3 separate regions of the Mus musculus genome follow, and regions 1 and 3 are each linked to region 2. The links are chromatin contacts, found by POLR2A ChIA-PET in ENCODE. All regions are on one chromosome and are shown on one strand. Each heading gives the region's core, a stretch centred on a gene start or an enhancer-like site at or near the end of the contact. The rest is flanking DNA. Distances are from core to core; before and after follow the strand shown. Region 1 holds the start of Sema6c (sema domain, transmembrane domain (TM), and cytoplasmic domain, (semaphorin) 6C). Region 2 holds the start of 4930481B07Rik (a long non-coding RNA gene). Region 3 holds the start of Mllt11 (myeloid/lymphoid or mixed-lineage leukemia; translocated to, 11).

Region 1 (4,988 bases), core at 1,865-4,364, 150 kb before region 2:
TTCTTCTTGGGCTTGAAGATCGAAGGAGAAAACGTGATCCCTGAAGGGTAGGTAAGGAGGGGTCAGGGCTGAGCAGAGGCACCCTGCCTGAGCTGCTTAGCCCCTCCTTACCCATATTCACCAGCTCAGGGCCAAGCCACACAAAGTTCCTGATCCCTAGCCTCCCCCTCACTCCATGCCTTGGCATATGTTCTCTGGGTCCAAGCATGTCCATGTCCCATGGCTTGTGCACCTGCATGTGTCCCCTGCAAGATGCTGCAGTGGCCATGCAGGTCCCATGTCTGCCCAGGATCATGCATGTCTGCCCCACAACGGTGCCTCGGCCATTTTACCGGGCAGCCACAAGCAAGGTCCGGTTCAAGGTCAGGAATCTCTGAAAGTCCAGCCCAAGTTCCGCAGCCACAGCATCGTCCTCCAGGCCCCGGAACCAGGATGATGGAGAGGCACCTGGAGGGTACGGTGGTATACTGAGCATGGCAGCTGAGATGATACGTACTTCCTACCAGATGGAACTCAGCCACGAAGAGAGGCCCAAAACCTACTACTAAAAACAGTACCCGAAGCTAGGCATAGTGTTGCACACCAGCACTAGGGGAGGCTGAGGCAGGAGGACTGCCAAGAGTTTAAGGCCAGACTTGGTTACATAGCAAGTACAAGGCAAGATGCTATGTCAAAAGGAAGAGGCCGGGCGTGGTGGCGCACACCTTTAATCCCAGCACTCGGGAGGCAGAGGCAGGCGGATTCTGAGTTTGAGGCCAGCCTAGTCTACAAAGTGAGTTCCAGGACAGTCAGGGCTATACAGAGAAACCCTGTCTCAAAAACAAAAACAAAAAAAAGAAACAGGATGTTGAAATGGCTCTGAGGTTAGAGATACTTGGATACTTGCAGCCAAGCCTGATTACAAAGTTCACATAGTGGAGGCAGAGAACCAATTCCCAAGTTGCCTTTTAGTCTTCACTCATCCACTATGGCATGTACACTCCCCCCAAATAAAAACTGTTAAACAAACAACAACAAAAACACCATAACAGCATTTCACTTTCATCAGATACTGTGAGTCATTTGAATGACTTACCTTCCTTCATAACCTTATAGGTGGGAGTTCACCTTGGCCCCATTGCAAGGCTTAGTGCACTGAGGGATTTACATGACTGCCATGTAGGCGGCAGGGCCTGCTCCAGAGTTGAGCCAAGTTCCTTCTTAGGACCGACCACCTTTGTGTTAGAAAGTTCCTTTCAAGGGGCTGGAGATGGCTTAGTGATTAAGGGCATGCACTGCGCTTCCAGGGCCAGAGTTTGATTCCCAGCTCCCACATCAGGTGGCTCACAACCACCTCTAGCTCCAACTCCAAGCAACCTACCTCCTCTGTTCTCCTTGAGATTAAAACATCCATTCTGCTGGCCAGCTCCATACGCAGGGAGGTAAATAACAAAACAGCTTCAAGAACTCCCTGAAACTGACCAGATTCAGTTGGCCCTTTCCCTGTCAGAGTTAATAAAAGCTAGGGTCCCCCTCAGAGGACATGAAGCTGAGCTGCAGAGAAGAGACTGCCTGGAAGAGGCCAACTGAGATACCTGAAAAGGACTCTCCAATAGGTGAGCTGCCTGCAGGCTGTGTACTGTGCTCCCAATTCCAGCTTACAAGCTAGTGCCCATACTGGAGTGGGCTTTGGTGGTACAGCTGTCTCTGAGTCATTTCTGCTCCTGTAAGTAACCCCTCACCCATATTTCTGTAAGTACCCCCAGTAAAACTTCTCAGTTCACCAAGTTTGACTTTGGTGGTATCCATATTTGGCCTCCCTATCTGGGTTCAGTAGACGTGTTCCATCTCCCCAGGAAAAGTTTTGTCATACAACAGCTCCTACACACACACACACACACACACACACACACACACACACACACACACTCATACATAATTAAAGCACCTGCTTCTCCTACCCCTCTTCGAATCCCCCTCAAGACTTTCAACACTTCGCCATTGTGACCAACTCCATTGTCTACCTGTTCTGGGCATAAAAGCTTCAGGTATTGGTGTTGATGAGGGAACCCAGGGTTCACAGATGATTTAACAGAGAGAGTGCTGGGATCTGCGTCAGATGTAGTATTTGCTAGTCTTATCTGTCCCCCAACAGTCACCCCTAGTAGCCCAACTGAAATAAATATAAATCCAACATCTAGAGCACAGGTGAAGGATTTTTCTCTGAAAGGGTAGATTTATGGTTTCTGTCATAGTGAGACCTAGGCTCTCTGGTAGGCAGAGGAGAAGTAAGGGTTTTGGGAACCACTGGCCTGGCACAGGACTCCACTTTGTAGCTAAGAATAACACACAAACATAAAGTGCTTAATCTGGACCAGACAGTGTTCTCAGGACTGTGCCTCATTTGCGTTACATCTGTCACCTCACTTAATCTCTGAGTAACACCACGAGATATAACACTATGGTTATCTTCCTTTTATTGATGTGGAAACTGAGGCTAAGAAAGGTTAGATAACACGAATCTAGCGAGCAGATGAGCAGGGTTTCATACCTGCCGTGGTTTGGTGTGGCTAAGACCTTGCACTCCTTATGTCTGTCTATTGAGACAGGCTCTTGCTATGTTATGCCAACTGGCCTGGAACTCACTACAGAGCTCAAGCTGTCTTCAGAGTTGTAGCAGTCTTCCTCCCTCAGACTCCCAAGTGCTGGGATTGTGAGCATGCAACCATCACGTTCAGCTAGAGGTCACATCTTTAGCCGCCTAGCAACACTACCTCTGAGTGAAGAAATGCCCAGGGATGAGAAGCGTGAGGTTCCAGCTCATCCCACCTGTTTGTTCCCCTTTGCTTGGCCATTCTCTTAGCTTCCCTAAGACTGGGAACATCCTCACTCCTTGCCTCTCTCTCATTCTCTACTTGCACCCCCCCCCCCCAAGTGGGCAAAGTGGGTGGAGCACTCACCTTGAAGGTCAGAGGTCAACAGAGGGGTGGGGTCCTGGGGAAAGGCAGCCTGGGCTTGGGGGAGCGATGACAGCAACAGCAGCAGGAGCAGCAGGGGCATGGAGTGGGGGGCACGGGGCATCCTGTGCGGGGCAGCTCACGCCCCAGGGGGTACCCCCTCACCCATGTGCCGGCCCTGGAGTAAGGAGACAGAAAGGGGGGGAAGGGACTAAGTTCTCTCTACCCTTGTTGCAGGCAGACTCCTCCCCAGGTCTATCCCCAGAAGACCCTATGGGGTGGGGCAAAGAGCCATCTCTGCCTCACTCCCAGCCAGCTGTCACTGTCTGTCACTCAAGGCCCTTCCCTCTCCAACTGGCCCAAACTGGTTGGTGTGCTGCCTGCTGGTGTGACCCCAGGTAAGGACAGCACAAATCCTCTGCCCCTCCCAGCCTTTCTTCCTCTCTCCTGCCTAGGTCTGGGACACTCAGTAGGTGACACCTCCTGGCCCCCCTTGTGCTAACCCCTTCTCAGCTATAATTAGACACTTAAGCCTTAAAATTATAAATAGTGACTCCTTGGCACTTGGAGAAGGAAGAGGGCACCAAGTCTGTTTCCCCTCCCCTCACAGACCCCCACAGCACCCTGGGAGTGCTGTAGGCACTGCGCCCAGGCAAAGGCAGCTGTGCGGCAGCCATGGTCCTGTCTAAGGCTGAGAAAGAACAGAAGGAGAGGGACAGACAGCCTGGGGGTCACTGACCCAGCCGAAGCTCATACTTCAGGGGCCGTTCCCATGGCTGAGGAAGAAGCTGGGCAGGGAGGGATGGGGTGTGCATGGAGGGGCTGTCTTAGCCAAAAATGAATCTGCATCAAAGCCAGATCAGAGGCTAAATTTAGCTCTGGCTGCAGCTGTCTCCTCGACCACTGGGCCCCCTCCCAGCCCGGAGCCCCCTGTTGCCTCCCTGGCTCCTAAGAACCAATGCATGCTCTCATCGTGGGGAGAAGAGCAGACCCACCCCCTATGCTGAACGAAGGATAGAAAGGACGGGTGAGAAGAAATGGCTGAACGTGCCCCGCTCTCCCCTTCTTCCCTCATCAGGCTGCCTCTGAAATTGAAATATAAATAATTCAATGACAGGCAATTGTAGCCCAAAGTCCAAGAAAAGATGGATATGGTGAAAGGGACGGTGAGACATGTCTCCTTCCCACCCAGCAGCCTCCCCCAGCCAGCTGACCCTGACTAGACCCACTGCAGGAGGTGCGTACCAGCTTCCTGCCTTCCCTTGGGATTGAAGTGAGGTGCTGAAAAGACTCCATTAATCAGGTCAGGGAGCTAGGAGTCCTTTCTTTTGTGATAGATCACAACAAGCCTTAGTTGTCCATTCCAAGTCTTCTAGAGTAGACTCTGGGCCTACAAGGCAAGCCCTCGTCCATCTCTCCAATAATTTCACTCTGGAAGCCAGGACCCAAGTGTCCACCCAAGCCCAATCTAGCGTCACTGGTGGGAAGGTTGACGTCAGGTGGAGCCCCAAGAGAGCTGGAGGAAGGGGCAGGGTAGAAACACCTAATGATGACCCCCCCCCTTCCCCAGAGGCAGAGCCCTTAGCTACCTAAGGACCCCTCCCTTGAAAGGCCAAGTCTTTCTCCCTCTCCCAACCTATGTTTCCGGGTGTTGGTACTCCCAGAAGAGAAAGGGACACAGCTTGCCTCCTATGCTCTCCTACCAGCCCTCAAGTTGCCCTGGGCAACTGCTCTCTTCACCCTGGAAACAACTTTGGTCTCTGGCAAGTGGGGAGAACAGCGGGACCCTCTTCCTGGCCTCTGGCAGAGCCTGCCTCTATCCCCTGTGCTTAGGAGTTGTAGCCTTTCCTTACCTGGGGTGGTGGGTCCTGTGGGGATGAAGAGGGATAGGAGCCCTCTGATCTAAGGGAGGAAGGGACAAAAGAAGAAGGGAAAAGACTAAATCACATCTCCCTCACCACATCCTTTAAAAGTCAATGTGCAAATCCTGGGAAAAGCTGTTGAAGCCAGTGTTGGGGAGATGCTAAGGGGAGTGCATTTTGTTTGGTTACA
Region 2 (4,772 bases), core at 739-3,238:
ACATGTATATGAATAGTAATTATTAAACCTATAGAAAGACCCAGAGGAAAATATGGGAATGGAATATATTCAGTAGGGTTTTTTCTCCCTTGTTGGACTCAAGAGTTTCATGTATTCCGGGTGGAAATCAGACTCCCTATGGAGCCAAAAGTAGCTTTGAACTTGGTACTCCTGCCGCCACCTTCCAAGTGCTGGGATTATGAGCATAAAACCCGAACCCAAGTTTGTAAAATATAATCTACCAACGGAGCCACAGCCTCAGCTCTCCAGTAAAGAACTCTCGTTATTCAGAAAGAGTTCTGTGAGCTGCAGCACCTCTGAGAAATATGGCAGATGAGGCAAAGGTAGGGGCTGCATTTATCCCGTTGTTTGCTATCGCTATATAAATAGCACTCTGCCTTCTAAGCTTTTCATGCTCACAAAAATAATCTTGGCAGGTGGATATTATAGTTACCATTTTATTCATGAGACAATAGGTTTAGGGAGGTAGAACGATTTGTCTGATGTCATCATGTGGAATGTAGTGGTTCCAAGATTCCTCCCATACATAAGCCTGAATTTTTTGGATCCACTGCTATGGGAGTCCAAGGGGAGGTAACAGAGCCTTCTTTTAAAAGCTTTACCCAAACCTGGGCCTGATGGCGCAACAGTGTAGCCCTAGTTACTAGGCAGGCAGGACAACTTAGTGGAAACCCTGTCCCAAAAAGTGATAGGGTATAGAGTAGCTTCAGTGTTACGAGTGCACCTGCCAAGCGTGTGCGACTCCCAACGTCCAATAATCAGTATCGCCAAAACAAAACAAAAACACTCGCCAAGCTGCTATGTCGGTGGGCTGCTTGCTTGGACTGGGTGAAGCACTAGGTTCCACTCCGAACACTGCAAAAAGTGAAAATAAAACAGAAATTTAAAAACCCTTGTCATTTGAAACGGCTGCGGTCGCGGTGGGCGGCGGCGGCGCGGGGCCAGGGTAGAGAGCGCGCCAGGTGGCACACTGGGCCTGCAGATGGATCCAGCAAAAACCTGAGCCAGCGCAGGTGGGTGAGTGTCAAGGCAATTCGTCTCCCTGGCGACTCCGCCCCTTTTCCCACCTCCAAGGGGCGGGGCAGCAAAGCGCGGGAAAGCTCAACGGGAACAGTAATGCCAGCTCCCGTCAGGGGCGGAGAAAAGGGAGCTCTCTTAAATGGGAAATAGATCTGGGCTCCCTCCTTCTCTCGCGTAAGAAGCCTATCAGCATACTACCTTAAGCTCTCCTTGGTTGTGGCCCAGGCCACGCCAGCACTTCCCAACGTCACCTCCCCCACTTCCGGTCGCAGCGTGTCCCAGGTCTCAGGTCTCGGTGGTTCCGGTTTCTTTTACACTCGGAATCCCAAAGTCTGTCCAGCTCTCCCGCAGAGGGAGGGGCCGTGCGTGGTGCGTACGCCCAGAGGCAGGCGGACGCCAGAACCGCATCCATCCGGATTATAAAGCAGTTTAGACTGCGAGGAACCCCAGGCAATGGTCACCCCGATGACGTAATGTTTGGGGGTGGCACCTCATTTTGTGACCCCCAGCACCGCATCCGTTCGAGCGCGGCTTAGCCTGAGGAAACGGCACGAACACTTAAAACACCCAGGTTCCACACGGAGCCGACGAGGTTCCCCTAGACGCGCCGCCATACAGCTAGAGTTCCTAAGTTTGTAGATGTGAGGCACAGTGTCCAGCTTCGAGCGACCAATGGAGAGAGGATGGCTACGCTTCTGAGCTAGCTAGTCACCCCTCGCAACCCAAAGCGAAGACTAAGGCTGGCTTCTTGCTAAGCGACAGCGGCGGCGGCCAATGGCTTTCGGGCTGCTCAGACAGGGCAGGTGGACTCCGGAGCAGCCAATGGGGAGAACCTTCTCCACAGGGCCCAGGCCCTTTGTCCAATAGTGATGAGAAGACTATGAGGGGCCAGTTCCGAGCGGGGTATGGAGGGCCAATCCCATACGGGACTGGGTGGGGCTCACAGTTGAATGACAGGTCCATTAGCCAATGGCGAGTATGAAAGCGGGCAGCCCGGACTAGGAGCACGGAGGGAGCTGAGGGAGAGGGGAGGCCGAAGCGGAGAGAAGCAGGAAGTAGCGGCGGCCGCGGGGAGGGCGGCGGCGGCGGTAGCGGCGGTGGCGGCTGGAACCGGGAGGAGGCCGTAGGGTCTCAGCCCGCACCAGGATCGGAACAAGTAAGCACGCTCGCGGCAAATACCCGCCCCTGGCTCCGCCCCCCGGGGGGGCGGGTAAATACCCCTGCCCCTCCCCCACTTGGTCAACTACCCCCTTCTCCGTGCCGCCGCCCCCTGGGGCGGCTGCTGGCCTGGCCGGGTCGCCGCCTTCTTCTTCGAGGACCACCGGTGGGAACTCCAGTTTGCTGGAAGCACGGCCCCCTAGCCTGGTAACGTGGGAGGGGGTTCCTGGACCCCTAAGTCCTGGCGCTCTTAGACTGAGAGGCAGTCAGAGTGCGGCCGGGGGACTCGAGGCTGCGGGATGTCGCGACCTAAAATGGTGTCCGTGCCGGGCGGTGGGGGCGGGGGAATTGGGCCCAGCAGGAGAGGAGCCTGCATCCCGACCGGGTGCTGGTCAGCGTCCGGACCCAGGCAGGACTCAGGCTAGCGCCTCGATCCTGGCGAGCTCCTTGCAGTCACTCGGGTCTGGGGAGAGCCTCTGGGGGTCAGAGACAGGGCAAGCTGCCCGGCGCGCAGAGATGAAGGGGACCAGGTTCGAGTCTGGACTGACCTGGCTGCAGAGCTTAGAATCACGCAGGGACCGCCCCCTCTTGTGTCTCCACTCCCCTCGCGCCACTCCCCACTGCCGGGGAGTCCTGGCCCCCAATGTGCAGCGCCGCAGATCCTAAGGGCCTGGCCTCACCGAGGCCCTCCCTTGAGTTCTTAGCCGGTGAAAGTGAAAGAAGCACCACTCGCCTCAGTTTACCCTTTAGTTTTTAAATGTACTTCTTGTCCCCTACCCGAAACCCCGGACTTACTTTCCGCGCCAGTCCCTGGCAGATGGCAGGGACTTAAATGCCGCCCGCTGCCCAGCTTGGCCGCAACCTAATCGCCCCTGGCCGTGCTCTGGCCCCTTCCTTTTGCTCTGCGCTGTAGGCCTTGGGCAAAGGGCAATGGAGCCCCCACCCTACCGGTGTCTGTTCACCCTTTTCTTGTTAAGCCCCCTTTGCTTTTGAAGAACAGAGGGGGAAAGTAGGTAGGGAGATGGCAGCTCCACAGGCCTGGCGGCTGAGTGGAGGATCTTCATTGGCCTTAAGCCTCTGTGTTTGGCCCACTGTCTGCTCCAGGTGGCTATCGGATGACCTCCAAGTCACTTGCACGCCAGAGGGAGGTGGTTGGGAGAGGTAGGTTCGCAGGTGTTTTCTTAGTCCCCATTGGTTTGTACTCCACCGACCCACCCTGCTGGGAGCTTGAGTGGGAAGGTAGCCCAGGCTTCCCGACCCGGGAGAGCTGAATTGAAGAGGGACCTAGCGATTCATCTGGGTTAAAACTAAGGGCTTTGTTCAAACCCAGAATGTGCAGAATTAAATAGAGGGGTAATGTACAAGGAGGACTACCCTTTCTTCCTCTAGTTGGTACCCTTGTCCCCCACCCCCACCTTGGTCCGGGCAATGCCAGCCGCCACCTGCTGGGACTATCTCCAGTTACAGTCTGAAGGCTGGAAAGAGGTGAGAGAATTGGCCCTGGGAAATGGCTTGCATCCTGGGCAGGGAATGTATAAAGGGGAGCGAATTTGTCCCTATGTTGAGTCTTCCTAGATACAGAATTACTTATGGTTAAGAACAGATAGAGGATAGAGTTTGGGTCTCCTACAGTCTCTGAGCTGGCCTCCTTGTTGCTTTAGTGACACATAAGTCTTTTGGGAATACCCCTCCCCAATCCTCCCTGGGCCAGATTAAGGTTGGGGGAGACTTCTAGGCTACTGTTACCCAAGAAGGTGGAGTTTGAGTTGGAGGGTAGACTGTGTGAGGAGCTTAGAGCAGAAATGTCAGTGGAAAGGAGGAGCTTTCTCCCAGTGTGGAAGCTATGTTGGACCAGCTTGTGCCCTGGAGTCTTAACCCTGAGAGAGCAAGGTGGAGGAGGGAGGACACTCTGGGGAAGGTGAGCAAGCCGCAGGTGTTTGTGACAGGAGAGGACTCAGCCAGGGCCCTTGTGACTATGCCCCCCTCCACCTCTTTCTGTGTCTTAATTCTTTCTACCTTGAATGTTTCTCCTTGCTCACCGTGCTAGGGCTTTGGGTGCCAGGCTCCAGATCTTTCACATATGGCTTTAGCTGACCTCTGACTCTTAGCTCTGGCCCTAGCCCTAGGTGGCCCTAGGTGGCCTCCTTCCCAGTGCAGCCCGCTCCTGCTTGACCTCATGTCCTAATTTGGCCTGCATTAGTACATTGTATTCTGTGTTTACACTCACACATATGATTTCATGTTTGTGGAAGAACTTTGATAAATGGGTTACTTGTCCACTCTTTGAACCAGCAAAAGTAAGGCAATGAAGTAACTTGCTTGAAGGACGGTGATAACGCTAAAGGCAGAGCAAGTTAAGTTTTAGCCGTAATCACTGCTCTTGTGTGTAAATGGCCTTTCAGATCTCTGTGGACCCCCAATTCATATTTCATGAATAATACTGATCCCATGCTGACGCAAGCCCTGAAACCCAGAGCAGTATGTCTGCCATCCTCCTTGATATTCTGTTGGTTAATTGGTTCTGTGTGAGACACAGGAACAGTTAGTTTATCTGGTTTCAACGGAGATGATCT
Region 3 (4,549 bases), core at 744-3,243, 210 kb before region 2:
TCCAGTAGCCTAGACAGACCAAAAAAAAAAAAAAAAACCAACAAAAAACCGAGTTCAATTTGTTTTTTGGACATTTTTCTTTGTTGTTTTGTAGCAGCCTTGAGATGAGATCACTCAAACAGTGGAATAAGGCTTCTAGGGTAGGAAAGAACCCAAGAGTCTGGACTCTCTTTCACTTCCTTTCCCACCCCTGGAAGGGAGGAGTAATGAGACTGAAGTCCAGAGCACAGCTGCCCTGAGAGGGGAGGCTTGGTCAGTGGGAAAGTCAGTCACAAGGCTCATCAAGATGGTGGCAGGTGGTAAGGCTTGGGGGAAATGGAGAAAACAATAAAGAATCAGAGGAAACCCCTAACACTACCAGATAGTCCAGACTGAGGCAGGGCTCTACCAACGTCCTCCACCCTGCCCCAAGCGAGCCGAGCCGGCGGCGTGGTCAGGGGTGGCCGATGCTGGAAGCGGGAAGGAGGAGGGAGAGGAAAGGGGGCCGAGGAGGGAACAAGGACAGTTCTGTTTCTCTTCCAGGGACCTGACCAAGCTGGGTGGAGGGAAAGTGTGTGTGGGACTTGGCGTGAAACCACCAATGATGATGAGAAGTGACCAGGAAATTCCATTCCCTTAGGACATTAGGGTCTCTGAAACTTGGAGGCCCGTGTCAGAGTGTGAAGACCAGCCAGGGTCACTGTGGTAGTGCGGGAGTTGGGGGTGGGGTGGGGTGGGGTGGGGGGGGGGGGAGGAGGAACAAAGCCAGAAAAGGAAGTACTAAGCTTTGGCTGTCACTCCTCTTCAAAGCAGCCAACGAATGGGCTGGGAACAAATAAAGCCTGAGCTGGCTAGCTGGGGAGGGTGGGATGCTGAATCCATGGCCCACTACTTCATCCCCACAGTAAAAAGGAAGCCAGGAGGGATCAGGGACAAAAGCGCAGAAAGCCACATCCTTGACAGGAGGGCCCCTCTCACTTCCACCAGAAACCCAGAACTTGAAATGACAAACCCTAAACCACCGTCATCGTCCCGGTGGGCCTTACACACTTCAGAGCTGTAGAGGGGCGAGCAGGAGAGAGGTGGGGAGGAAGGATGTACACAGGTAGTTCCCCGAGCCTGTGGTAGCCCCAAACCGGTTCTCCCGGTCCCGCTGCCTCCGGCCCCAAGGCCTCCCTCTCCAACCCGCTGTCTGACAAGCCTTCACAAGAAGCAAGAAGCAGCTGGAGAGAAAGAGACTTGAGAATCGTGTGGGCAAATTCTGGCTATAAGCCCGGGGATGCAGCTGGTCCCTGTGTGGAGACCCTCCAAACATAGCGGGCTGCTGAGGGACTCCCAAGAGAGGAATGGGCCCCATTTTCAAACAAGTTACAGATATTTGTCCGAGCACCAACCCTGCCCTAACCCCAGGGAAGGGCTGGGGATACTTAAAAGTTAACAGAAGGAGATCCTAATTTCTTCCCCTCCCCCAATATTCTCCGTCAGACTCCAGCTCCGTCCCCCACCCACTGCGACCCAGGATGGGAACTTCGATGAATTGTACTGGCTCTGTCAATGTTCTCCGTGGCTGCTTCACTCTGGCTTAGACCTTCCGGGGCCCAGCACCACTTCGGATTCTCTAGCACAGCAGATCTCTCAGGTTAGAGGGCCGGCGAGGAGCCCCTGTCGCTTCGCACCTTCCACCCGGCCCCACGCTGCAGTCGCCGCTTCCCTGCCTCTCCGTGGCTTGCGCCGCCCGCGCGTGTACTGTGATCGCGACCTCCCCGCTGCCCTGCCCTCCCCTCCCCGCCGCCCGCGCGCAGCCCGGCTCGCCCGGCGCTCTTACCTGCGGCTCCCCGGCGTCCCCACTGCGGGCGGGGGCTCCGCCACTCCGGGTCCCCTGGCTGCTTCTCGGCACGGCGGGGAGTTGAGGGCGGGCCGGCAGAGGTGGGGCTGGCGGAGGGCGGAAACGCCGGCGACGCGATTACGAAACCCAGGGGCTGAGAGCGGAGCGCAGCGCTCCGCCCAGCTTCGGGGCGCACGGCGTGGCCCGCGGGGACAGCGGCAAGCACCGCGCTCGGGGACAACCGCGGCACCCCAACTGTCTGTGCTAGTCTGTCCACCTGCTGCAGGCGCTGAGAGGACGATGCGCTGGGGCCCTTTCTGAGTCTCCCAAAGTCCCCTTTAGTCCTTACAGTGGGAAAGGAGGGCCATTCTGTTGTTTAACCGGAAGACTTTTTAACCCATACATCTAAGTTAGAGGACAATTAACTGCTCAGCCATGCGCTCCAGTCAGCACGAGGGTACTTGGAGAGGTGGGGGTGCGGTGCGAGCCGACGGAGAGGCTCTACGGTGGATAGCGTGTTCCGGAACCTATCCCTCGAATTAGCCGAGTCAGGCAGAGAGGGGGCGGGGAGTGCTTCCGCCCTTGCTAGGAGGGGCTGCATTGCAGGGGAGACCCAGCGGCAGATTCTGTCACAGACGAGGGAGAAGGCGTGAGGAGACAAAGCCGTCACATCCGCGACAGCTTCCTTCAGCAGCCTCCTCCTCTCCAGTCCAGAGCCGACCCCCGAGCCCCTGAGGCATCCCTTCCGTCTTCGGAACACCCTAGTCATTCATTGCTAACAGGTAACCAAGACGAGGGACCGCTTCTTAAGCTTGAAAGACCCCGTGTGAGACCGAGGTGGGGGGCAGTTTAAGAGGAGAGAAGGGGGCGCTATGAACAATGGGTTACTATTCGTTACCAGATTTTTTATCTGTTAAGATCTCCATCCATGCCTTACCATGGACCTAGGCATTCATTTCTAGCACTTTACCTGTAATCATCTCTCGGCATTTAGCTCTTCATTTCATGTATTCATTTTCCTATAATTTTTGCCCTGTGCATCTAATGGCTTCTGTCTAGTGTCTAGTTATCTATATCTTCCTTTTCAAGCTATAATTTCTGCTACCAGTTATTTGGTGAATCTTTATTCCTACTGTAATTATTGTAGCCTCTACTCCCTTGTATTTCTATCCCCCTCGATTTTCTGTCTCTTGTAGGGAGGTTTGGGGAGTAGGGTACTTTTTTTTTTTTTTAAACATGAGATGCTATTGAGAGTGATTGGAACCTTTAACAATCTCCTCCCTATCTCAGATTTTTGCTCCAAAGAGGCTTTAGGTGGGACAGGTGGGAGCCATTGTGGGATTGCCCGATGGCATGCTGCAATCAGTGTAGCTCACAGGAACTACTTATGACAGCAGATTTGTCTTTGCAGCTCCTCCTAGAAAAAGGGGAGGATTGTGGCTAATAGGAAAATCCTAGAGCAACATGAGAAATACCAGGAAGCCTCCATTTTCATCCACCACCATCCCTCCTTAGACTGCATGGTGGCAGCATGACACAGCAAGGCCCTGTGGATTAGGCCTTGAATGCTCTTGGGGGGATCTGGACAAAGGGTATTTGGGTGTGTCCAGGTAGTTTAAAGAAAGTGTATCTTTTAAATGTGTGTATCTACTAATCATTTTATCTCTAAGAATAGACAATGAAAATTTAGAAGTTACTCTGCATAAAATAACTGGGTGGCATTTACTGAGCAAATATGTCAATTTTCACCATCCAGAGCCCTTAGGATAAGCAAAAATAGATAAAATGATGGGTGAAGAGCATTTAGGGAAAGAAAGGGGACGATAGCTGAAGAGCAGCCGGTCTTTTTTATTTTAATGCCACATATGCCTTTATGTCTGTTTTCTGGGACAAATTTGAGTCTCTCTGTACATGTCGATAGGTCAATGGTATAGCTAGAGATTTTCAGCCTTTTAATATCTCACACATTTTCTTTTAAATTGTTTTTGTTTTATATTCGTTCATGGTCTTGGTTTGGTTTTGGGGGGCTTTGAACCCACAGTCGTCCTGCTTCAGCCTGAGTGCTGGGACTACAGCTGTGCTCTGCCACACTGGACTAGCTTTTTACATTGGATGATAGTTCTGTCCATCCCTGATAAATTATTTAGGCAACTTTTTTTAGGTTACAGTTGTTAGGAAGTCAGTTTATCAACAATAACTCAAATCCTAGCTTAGTCTCTGCTCACTTTATTTTTTGAGACAGGGTCTCTTGTAGCCAGGCTGACATCAAATTCTTCATCTTCCTGCTGCCACTTGCCAGATGCTGGGGTCACAGGAATCCCACCACCATATAAGGCTCTCCTGCTATTCAGATTAGAACCACAAAAAGTAGTAAACAGAATATAAGAAAATACTTTTTTTGAGAACTAAATTCCTAAATTATTTATTTTATGTATGGGAGTACACTGTAGCTGTCTTCAGACACACCAGATGAGGGCATCAGATCCCATTACAGATGGTTGTGAGCCACCATGTGGTAGCTGGGATTTGAACTCAGGACCTCTGGAAGAGCAGTCAGTGCTCCTGACTGCTGACCATCTCTCCAGCCTGAGAACTAAATTCTTAGCTGGACATTATGGTACATGCCTGTGATTCCAGGACTAAGAGGCAGATAAAACAGCACTTAGGCTATACATCAAGACCTTGTTGGAGAAACAAAGATAAAACCACATCGGATGTATTTTTTTAATCAGGCTCTCACTGTGT

What was found. ChIA-PET counts read pairs that join two places held with the same protein, here RNA polymerase II (POLR2A).
Region 1: POLR2A ChIA-PET joins it to region 2 with 17 read pairs in embryonic stem cell. The contact joins the promoter of Sema6c here to the promoter of 4930481B07Rik in region 2. POLR2A ChIA-PET finds 5 or more read pairs at or near these places in 3 of 5 experiments (Patski and embryonic stem cell).
Region 3: POLR2A ChIA-PET joins it to region 2 with 18 read pairs in embryonic stem cell. The contact joins the promoter of Mllt11 here to the promoter of 4930481B07Rik in region 2. POLR2A ChIA-PET finds 5 or more read pairs at or near these places in 3 of 5 experiments (Patski and embryonic stem cell).

The regions. Positions count from the first base shown.
Region 1 is chr3:95,162,465-95,167,452 of GRCm38, reverse strand. It overlaps Sema6c (sema domain, transmembrane domain (TM), and cytoplasmic domain, (semaphorin) 6C), which reads right to left and starts at 3,114. Exons shown (of 17, transcript NM_011351.2): 1 at 2,940-3,114; 2 at 333-447; 3 at 1-40. The coding sequence starts at 3,060.
Region 2 is chr3:95,012,745-95,017,516 of GRCm38, reverse strand. 4930481B07Rik (a long non-coding RNA gene) reads right to left here and starts at 1,988. Exons shown (of 2, transcript XR_003954670.1): 1 at 1,240-1,988; 2 at 1-876. Zfp687 (zinc finger protein 687) reads left to right here and starts at 2,060. Exons shown (of 9, transcript NM_001357863.1): 1 at 2,060-2,197.
Region 3 is chr3:95,226,121-95,230,669 of GRCm38, reverse strand. Mllt11 (myeloid/lymphoid or mixed-lineage leukemia; translocated to, 11) reads left to right here and starts at 1,993. Exons shown (of 2, transcript NM_019914.4): 1 at 1,993-2,586. Cdc42se1 (CDC42 small effector 1) reads right to left here and starts at 2,246. Exons shown (of 5, transcript NM_172395.3): 1 at 1,805-2,246. Gm16740 (predicted gene, 16740) reads right to left here. Exons shown (of 4, transcript NR_108026.1): 4 at 4,012-4,147.